2 separate regions of the Mus musculus genome follow, and region 1 is linked to region 2. Evidence: chromatin contacts called from ENCODE Hi-C or POLR2A ChIA-PET data. All regions are on one chromosome and are shown on one strand. Each heading gives the region's core, a stretch centred on a gene start or an enhancer-like site at or near the end of the contact. The rest is flanking DNA. Distances are from core to core; before and after follow the strand shown. Region 1 has its middle 43 kb from the start of Jdp2. Region 2 holds the start of Jdp2 (Jun dimerization protein 2).

The links. A loop is a pair of places that touch in the nucleus more often than their neighbours do. ChIA-PET counts read pairs that join two places held with the same protein, here RNA polymerase II (POLR2A).
Region 1: a map of heart shows a loop between it and region 2 (2.9-fold over the local background). The contact joins the enhancer-like site here to the promoter of Jdp2 in region 2. A Hi-C loop is called at or near these places in 14 of 37 maps with a recorded cell type or tissue (T-helper 1 cell, adrenal gland, gastrocnemius and 2 more). POLR2A ChIA-PET finds 5 or more read pairs at or near these places in 3 of 5 experiments (Patski and embryonic stem cell).

Annotation. Positions count from the first base shown.
Region 1 is chr12:85,640,069-85,644,636 of GRCm38, forward strand. It overlaps the pseudogene Gm33312. Among named protein-coding and RNA genes, the nearest start is that of Jdp2, 43 kb to the left of the region's middle. Within about 2 kb of position 1,608, at least 1 of the 3 ENCODE cell types and tissues checked has a DNase peak (open chromatin) inside an H3K27ac peak, as active enhancers do; it is heart, where a contact is called at or near this core.
Region 2 is chr12:85,596,599-85,601,375 of GRCm38, forward strand. It overlaps Jdp2 (Jun dimerization protein 2), which reads left to right and starts at 2,818. Exons shown (of 4, transcript NM_030887.2): 1 at 2,818-3,016.

The sequences.
Region 1 (4,568 bases), core at 358-2,857, 42 kb after region 2:
GTTTGTGTCTGGGTGGGGGTGGGGTGAGTAAAGCATGAGTGTCTTTGTGTAGATATGTGCAGAGGTTAGAGAATTTGGATCCCTAGGAGCTGGAGTTTCAGGCTGTTGTGAGCCACTTGATGTGCTTCCTGGGGGTTGAACTTGGGTCCTCTCTTCTCCAGTTTCCTTTTGAGTGTACCAGGCACTGCAGTGAGCTGGGGAGTAAACCAGCCTTGGTCTTGCACGGTGGATCCCGCAATAGGTTTATTTTGTGCTTGCTTGTCTCAAACCTGTCTCCCTTCATCTATCTGCGTGGCAGCCTTTTCAAAGGGCAGCTATTGTCTGTCCCCCAGTTCATGGACGGGGATTTAGAAACTCAGGGAGAAGAAATGAAGTCACTACTTGTTGAAGCCTTAACTGACAAATTCGAGCTCCCGTTTGCTACCTACAGTAGCACAGAGCAGACCTTCTCTTGTACAAACAGCTCAACTAAAGCTCGGAGAGAGCATGTGTGACTTACCCAAGGTCACTCAGCTAGCAAGAAACAGAGCTGATATTTGAACTCCACCTCCAGAGAAACAGGGCTTTCCCCATCACCGGCTGTCTCTGCTCTTACAAATGGATGTCGCCTCCCTGAGAACAGGAAGTGTAGGGGTGACCACTATAAATATAAGGTGGGAGAAAGCCCTGTAGACTCTAGAACAGTGGCTCTCAAATGTGTGGTCATGACCTCTTGAGGGAGTCACAGATCAGATATCCTGTATATCAGATACATACATTACGATTCATGAGAGTAGCACGGTTGCAGTTATGAAGTAGCATCGGGGATGATTTTTTGGTTGGGGGATCACCACAACACGAGGAACTGTGGTAAAGGGTCTGTAGCATGAGGAAGCTTGAGGACCACTGTTCTAGAGAGTTCTGGATGTGTTGCCCGAGATGGTGTAATGAAGCAGCGATCCCAGCCAAGGAGTACATGACCTGGGGATACACATATCTCTTATCTCCACAGTCAGACTTCCTGCTCTGCAGAGCTGGAACAGCTCAGAGTCATTCACACAGTAACCTGCCTTTACTCAGCAAGCTAGGTGTGTTATCTCAGGTTCTGTCCGGGCTCCGTGGGACAGGCAAGGTAGTTGTCATTAGCTGCCTTCTACCCAGAGGCTAGCCCAGCTTCAAGTTTACCCAGCTGCAGAGAAACGGGATGGGAGCAGACTCAAAAAATGAAAACACTGCTTCCTGGAAATGTACTTCTTCCCGGGGCTGGGTAACTTCTTGATGTTGAAGTGATCTCAATCACAGATGAAGCCTGGCTGGGGGCGGGGATGGAGCAGATGTGGAAAATAGGTCACTGATAAACAGTTGGTCCCTCTCTTCTTCTCCCTGAGTTCCCTCCATCCAATCTGCGTGGTGTGGTCTGTCTACACAGAGTCCCAACCTGGAGACCTAGCCTGGCCAGCTTACAGTCTGCCATGGCAACACACAGTTGCCTGTGTTCCTTCAACCCTCTTTAGCCAGGAGAAAGAGCAAAGTGAGAATCAGTAAAAAGCCTGTAGATGCCCCTGCAGGGTTACTGTTCACCCCCGGCTGTGGCTCTTCTAGTTCCCTGCTGGGATGCCAAGAGCTGGCCTTTTTTGGAGCCAGCCCTCTTTAGGCTACATAGATGGCTGCTTCCCCAGACCGGTGACCTGAACTGCTGTCCCTGCCATAGTTTCACTCACTGGCTTCACCATCAGAGAGCCAGCTCAAGGGTGTTTCCTTGTGTCACACACTGCCTGTGTTCCAGCTGGCTGACATGGCCTTTTGGGGGGGGGGTCCGTCCTGCAATCTCAGAAAGCCGAGACAGAGAGAGGAGGACCTCACCCAAGGTCACAGACCTGCTAGGTGGCAGTGCCAGGATGCTATTGTAAACTCCTCTGGTAGATAGCAGCTGGGCCTGCCCCTCCCTGGGAAAGGAAAAGCACTCGCCGTCTGGTTTGTCTGTAATGAGACCTCAGCAGCTAGAGGATGATTGCAGGAGCCATGGCACAAAGCTTCATGTGCTCACAGCACACTCCGAGTCTCCAGTGATAGCTTATTTCTCTGCTGCTAAAGTGAGCCAATGTAAGCCATATTAGATGATAGTAAAGGCAGGTTTATTGGGAAGCTGCAATCGAGTGAGGTCACTCACCCCAAGGACCAAGGCCAGGGAAGTCACCATGGGAAGGGGGTGGGAGAGAAGAGGAGGAGGAGGAGGAGGAGAGAGCAATATGTCTGGATTATAAATATAGGGAGAAGCCTCTAGGGGAAGGGCAGCTCAGCCAGCCCTGGTTGGAAAGTTCGGGGTTGGGGGCAGGGTGTACCAGGTAGGAACTGAGGGATGCTGGGAGAACCTGGAAGCCAGGTCTGTTTGGTATGTAAAATATTCATCTCAGTCCCTTGTCCTGGGGTCTGAAACCAAATACCCAGCTCTAATGCTTATCTACAAATGAGAGCTTAATGTGAATACACACACACACACACACACACACACACACACACACACACACACACAATCTATAAAATGGGTCCCAGTCTTGGGTGGGGGGGATGTCGTCAGGATCAAAGAAGAAATGGAAGTAAGTGGTATTATCCTACCTTCTGTTAGTGATGCTAGTTGGTATTTACCGCATAGCATTCTTTGAATACCTCTTTGTCTTCTAAAGGCAAGCTGCACAGAGTTTGTGTTCTGACCACGACTTGTCCCCATGACGTTACAGATGCCTAAGGCCCAAGACTCCACAGCTCCTACAGCTGTGTCAGGTTCATCATTCCTGAATGTCCAGGACAAAGCAAATCAATTTTGTGCAGTCACACATCCTGAAAAGGATAACAGAGACACAGTCACTGTCACCAGAGTAGGATGGTCAGGGTGTCGGCTGCAGGAAGTGTCCATCTTCCCTCTGCCCATGGGACTCTGGGGAGAGGAATGTATGTATCGATTCAGTGAGGACCAGGGTGTCAGAACTTTTTCTCTGACCTAGTAGTTCCTACCTGAGAATGGACTTAGCAGGAGCTCTGTCACAGACTCCCCCAAAATGCCCAAGAATCCACTGATGCCCTGTTTATGCCCAAGGAAAACTGGAGGTAACCTAATTCCCTGTGGAGGTAAGACAAACAAATGATAGTGTTTCACAAAATTGAGTGTTAGCCCTTAGAAATGAGCTGTCCATCATTATAGATGAATCTCAGAAACAGTGGGAGAGTGAACTACACATGGATGTCATGCCGGGAGGTTTTTTTTTTTCAACACGTAAAATGGTACATTCGTTATTAAGGACACACAGAGATCCGGGAGCAGGCAGAAGAGCAAATGCAAGAATGCTATAAATACCAAAATCAGTGACAGGGACTGACTGTGGGGGTGGGCAGGGACCAGCAGTGGATTCTACAAGGATAAGTAGGACACGGGTTTCAACTGTACCTGTATGTGTGACTGTTCCTTTCCCTTTTAGTATAGTCATTAAAAGTAGAGTGACCCCAGACTTGTCAGAGGCGGGCTGTGTGCTCCTAGGCAAGGTTTATATTCTGCCTTTGTCTGGTTGGTGTTTCCTGATAAAAGAGAGCAAATTGCGATGCAATTAGAAGATTTATGGTTGTTGGTTTTTTGGGTTTTTTTGTTTGTTTGTTTGTTTTAGGATTTTTTTTCCTGTCTTTTGTTTTTCCATTCTTTCCTTAGCAAACTCAGGAAATAAAAGCCACTCTGAAATTACAATGGATTGCAACACTTGACTTTGTGCAAGTTCAATTGCATATCTGGAGGGAAAGGGAAGCAATTCAGAGTGTGGGACTTGTTGGCCTTGCCCTGGGGAGGTGTTCTGAGGGTGTTACCCTGGAAAGCATGGCTGCGCTCTGGCTCAGCAGCTCCTGATGCCCGAGCACGGGGGTGGGAGGAGAGCTAAGGTGCATTCAAGGTTAATCCCTGCTCACTAGTTCATACCCTATTCCCCTAATGCTGATTTCGCAACCCAAGCCTGTGTGCAAAGACTCCAAAGTATCCTTCCCTAGAGATGCCAGGGTGTGGGGACAGCTTGGGGAAGACAAGAGCCCAGTGGATCCTGCTGCACCGCTTCCTGCCGCTGCTGTGACATTACCACAGGGAGGATGACTTCGAAGAGCATGTATCTCATCAACTCTCAGCTCAGGACTTCAGAAGTGTAAAATGCGTATACCTGGCTAACGCCAAGGCTTTGGAAGGATTGACCTTTCTGAAGACTAAGGGGGAGAATCCTTGGTTTTTCCAGAGCTGATGCTCACAGTCCTTCATTCAGAGCCTCTTCCCTCTCCAAAGCCTGTGGTAACTGCTCAAGTCCTTGCATGCCCTGTCCCCCTCCTCCGCCCCCAGCTCCCCCCCCATCCCCCATGCCTTGTTCTTGCATGTCAATTGCAGTCAACCCCTCTGCTGAGTTATGGGGGGGGGGGCTCTACAGTTTAAGGAACCTCGTGATGACATCGTTTCCACCCAGATCACCTAGGAGAACTATTTTAAAGGCTGGTTAACAGCCTTATCTCCAAATGCAAACTTAGTTTCTCCTGGTTTTTGACAATAGGCTCCAAGGATTAGAATGTGG
Region 2 (4,777 bases), core at 1,568-4,067:
ACTGAACCTCTGAAACCCTAAGACAGCCCCAATGAAATATTTGCTTTTGTAATAAGAGTTGCCTTCTCTGTGGTATTGCCTTAAAGCAGTTAGAACCCAAACTAAGGCAGTGATGGAGGATGACCTTGAACTCCAGATCCTCCTGCCCATACCACTAAAACACTGACCTTATAGATGCACTTCACAATGCCAAGTGTGTGCTGGTGCTGGGACTTTGTGTGTTAGGAAGCCCTCTACTAACTAGGCTTTATCTTCACCCCAACACCCACTCCATTGAGGAGGACTTTACTTGCTAGGAAATAATAGGACATCGAAACCCAGGTTACTGCAGACAAGCCAGTTGACAGATTCCTTTAGATGAATTCTCTCGAGGTAAGGAGGATATAACCGGCCTGGCTAGATTCAGGGACTGTGTCACCATTATTCCATTGGTGTCTTGATTTCTCTCTATTTTTATTTGCATTAATATTATTATCAGTAAACATCTTTGCTCAGGTGGCATCTTCCAGTTTCAGGTCAGCTTCTGGTAGCCTCTCTCCCTGGCCAATCCAGAGAACTCCTAGTTTCCTCCACTTTATCTGGGGTCTGTGGTTATCTCTGAATCAGCCCGATGGCCCATGGATGTGCATCTTATTGGAAACTTGTTTGTTTGTTTGTTTTATTTAGTTGCAAGAGACAAGACACCTAATTCAGACTGCCTTAGCCTAGACCACTGTTTCCCTAAAAGCCTAAGGTAGATCAGTTGCATCAGGAGATTGCATGTTCGCCCAAAGGAGCCAGTTGTGGCCTTCCCTCCAGCCTTGCCCAGAAACAATGACTACACAGAGAGGTCTGGTAGGAAACGGTGTGGCTAGGAGGGAGGTCTGAGCTGTATTTGTATAGTATCCAATATAAAACTGGGTAACAACTATATCAAAATGGGGGAGCCTAATAGATATTGGGGAGATGAAAGGGAATAAAGACCCCTTAGTGCCCCCACGCCAATGCCTTTCCTGTAGCATATTTATTTTGTGGAGGAAGTAGTGACCCAGAAGGACACCTGTCACCTAGCCATGATCCAAAGTAGGCCTTGGAGAAGAGCAGCTTTAAGGACACATTTTCAATTATTAGGCCCTGCACAGAGATGAGTTTAGCGTTTTCAAAGTCCCACCAGAGGACACACAGAGGTTTAATGCTCCACCTGTTCCCTGTTTTCTTTCCCATAAACATCAGATCCTCATCTTAGGGGAGAAGCATCATGTGAGCCAGTTCCCCAGTCTCCAGCTTTGATCTCTGTGTGTTGTAAAGGTGCTGCTGGCTTTTCTGGGATGGAGAATCATGTCCTACAGGAGTGATTCACATTACCACGGAGTTTGTGGCGTGTGTTCCTTTGGAGTCTTTCTTTTTTTTCCTTTCATCAGTGTTGTGAGGGAAGTGGGCTGATGGTGGCGGGGAAGATGGACAGTGATGTCATTAGGGCTTGGTCTGTTTCTTTCCATTCACCTGTTCCCCCCTGCAGGAAGACTTACGGGTAAAATGGAGACCGATTCCTCCCTGCAGGCAGGCACGCACGTGGAGACCTGCTTGTCCGGCTTGGCGCGTGGACTTCCTTCCCTCCCTGTTGGTCTTTCGATCTCAGCATTTGTACTCTATGAAGACTTGAACTTTTTCTTTCACTTCCTTTCTTCTATGGGTGATGACCTGCTGTCTCTCTGAGAAGGAGGCCGAAGGTCACTGAGTGTCAACATTGCCACTCCTTTCTGATTTAAGAGGAAAGAGGGCGGGGGTCTGCCCCCCCCCCCAAGGGTATGGAGACCTGTGTGTGTCTATGTGTGTGTGCAAATAGTTCTCAGATGCCACACGCATTTCTGCCTGAGACAATCCGCCTTTGAGGGACTGTCATATTTTATCTAGAGTGTTCTTTACTATCTACTTCTGTAGCAGGGTGGGAAGAGAGCACGGAAGCTGGCCCTGGAGTCCTTGAGGAAGAAGGCCTTTGGAGGTTTGGCAGAAGTCAGGTAGGCTCACTGCTGCGTCCTGTCAAAGGGAGGCAAAAGCCTGCTGGAGTTGGGCAAAGAGCCCTGGCTCAAACTGGGCCAGCCACTGACAACAACGGTGGCCTCAGGGTGCAGTTCCACTTCAGGAGCTCGTTCATTCACCGCATGGCTTCAGGACGTCAGGACGCTTTGGTGGACAGTGGGTAGGGATTAAGGCTTCCAAACGCCTTAAACCCCCGCCCATGCTCCTCCGCGGAAAAACAAAACAAGCTTGCGAGATCCTGCAGCGTCCGAAGACACCACTGCGCGGAACCCTCGCTCTGGATTTGGGGGAGAGCGCACCGGACGGAGGAGGATGGTTCGGCGTGGGCTGAGCTGGAAGGGGTTCTCTGCTCATCCGGCCGCCGCCTTCGCGTCGCTGCCTCCCGGGCTGTGTAGCATTTTGGGGGTGGCGGCCGCAAGGCCGAGCAGGGGATGCGCTTACATAACCGCTCGCCGTGTCCTGCTGCCTCGCGCTCTCGGGAGCCGCGGGCGGGGCGCGCCGCCGGACCGCAATGCTGCCGGGACCAGCGCGGCGGGGCCCGGGCCGGCCCCGCAGGCGGAGGAGCGCGAGCATCGGCGGGAGGAGGGCGCCGGCGGCGGGGGAGGTGAAGGTCAGTGGGTGTGAAGCGGGCGATCCACACCCCCTCCTCCCCGTCCCCTCCTTCTCTTCCTCTCCGTCCCCCTCTGACGTGTGGAGCTGGCAGCTCGGCCGGTTCCGCATTCCCGACCCCTCCCCGCCACTCAGGGCCCGCTATATAGCCGGGGCTGATGCAACCCGTCCCGCCGCCCGCCACAGCCTGCGGGAGGGACACTCGGCGGCCGCGACGGGGGGCGCTGGCGGCAGCGGACGCTGCAGCGGCGGCGGCGGGGCTGGCGCCGCGGCGGCTCCCGGGCCGGGACGGGCCTGGGCAGCGGGCGGCAGCAGCGCGGAGTGGGCACCGCGCCTGCAGCAGGGTTCTGGGCCCGGGGCCGCCGCCTCCGCCAGCGGCTTCTGCACGGTGGGTTCACGGAGGGGGGAGGCGGGGCTGCGGGCACCTGGGGTGGCCTCCCCCGGAGTAGCTACCGCTGGGGCTCCCGCCACCCCAGGGCCGGAATACTCTATCGGATGGCTGCAGCCGCTGCCCACCGGTGGTTCCCCGGCTGGGCAGGACAGTCCTGTCTGTGGCCGGGACAGCGGGGCGCTCCCTCCTTGCTTTCCTTCCCCAGTGCTCTTGCTGGGAGGCTGTGCACAGACGGAGGAGAGGGCGGGGTGAGCGGGAGAAAACTGTGCCGGGGACTGCGGGGGACTCAAGGGGGCATGCACGCCCCAGACCTGCTGACAGGTCGCGCCTCAGCCTCTTCCGTAGCTCTCTTTGCAAGACCTGGAGGGGAGGGTATTGAGAAAGGCATCTAACCAACAGGGCTTCCTTCGCTTAAGAGCATTGCTGCGGCGGGCTCTGGCTGGGTTAGGAGGGAACCACGGGGCAGTCCCCAGTTCCCTTGGGATCCCGTCAGGCACATCAGGTTATATAAGAAGGTAAGCAGGCTTCTTTAGGTAACCTGCCCAGTTTAGAAGGCACTCTTCCTCCCCTCTTATCCAAGAAGGCTAGGCTTCCTGGACCCTTGGAGCGGCAGAAACAGGCTTTGCCTGGGTATCTGGAGGAGCTGGCAGGCCTGGGATGCCTTGACTCATTTGCAGAAATGGATGGGCCATTTGGGGATAGAGGTGGAGAGGCGGGTGCAAGAGGGGAATCAATCGACTATTTGAGTCAGCTCCCCCTAGAAGATTGTCCAGCCCTTATGTGTTGGAGTGGCACCTTCCAGGGGACTGTGGCACAGGTCTGTGTATTGTTAAATCTTGGGCCACTCTACCCAGGATCTTAATTCAGGCAGCATGGGAAACAGGCTCTGTACCACAGCTGGGTACCTGCCTGTCCCAAAGGCTGTTAGCAACTGTCTTCCTCGTCCCTCGACCTCACCCCCAAGTCTCCCCCACCCTCCAGGGTTTAAAAATCACCCCCTCTTGCTTTCCCTGCTTTTCAGCAAATCTGGCTGGCTTCAGCTTGGATGGCGGGCTTATCTTCCCGTGCAGGTTTCTAGGGAAGAGTTTAACCGGGGATCAGGTGTGAGCAGGGTTCTTTACAGAAACCTGAGGTCCGGGGATAGAAACAACTATTCTCCTGCCTCTAAGGCGCCAGAGGTTTCACTTTGCCTAAAGTAGTAGGGAGGATGGATTTCTCAAAGACTCCTCTGTTTCCCTTCCACGTTGGCTTCAGTTCAGAGGAGCTCTAGAATCTTCCTGAAGAGCTGGGTGCTGGGTGGTTTGAAAGGTTGCAGGAAGGACTGGGGGGAGATGGCCTCTGAACCTTTTGTCAATAAATTGGTTACAGTAATCTCCAAGGAGACAGGTCTATCATGGTGACGGTGTCACTTAGGAAAAGCTTCGGTACATGTGTCCCTTACTCATCCACTGACGCCTTTTGCACTACCAGGGAACTCCCCTGTCTTCCTGGTCTGTTTATCTTTCCCACCTGTTGACAAGATATCCTTTCCCACTCTTTCAGCTTGCAGAACTGGGCCTCCTGGGCCTCGGTTTGTTATGGAGGTACAACTGGTATTACAATTCATAGCCCTGCTTCCTCATCCCATCTCCCTCGCTCCCTCTTCCTAATTATCCCCCCCACCCCCCACACACACACACACTGGAAAGGAAGAAGCCAGCACAAACCCTAGAGCACAGACGCTAGGCTGGCCTGCCTTGTATCCATTCAGCACTAACT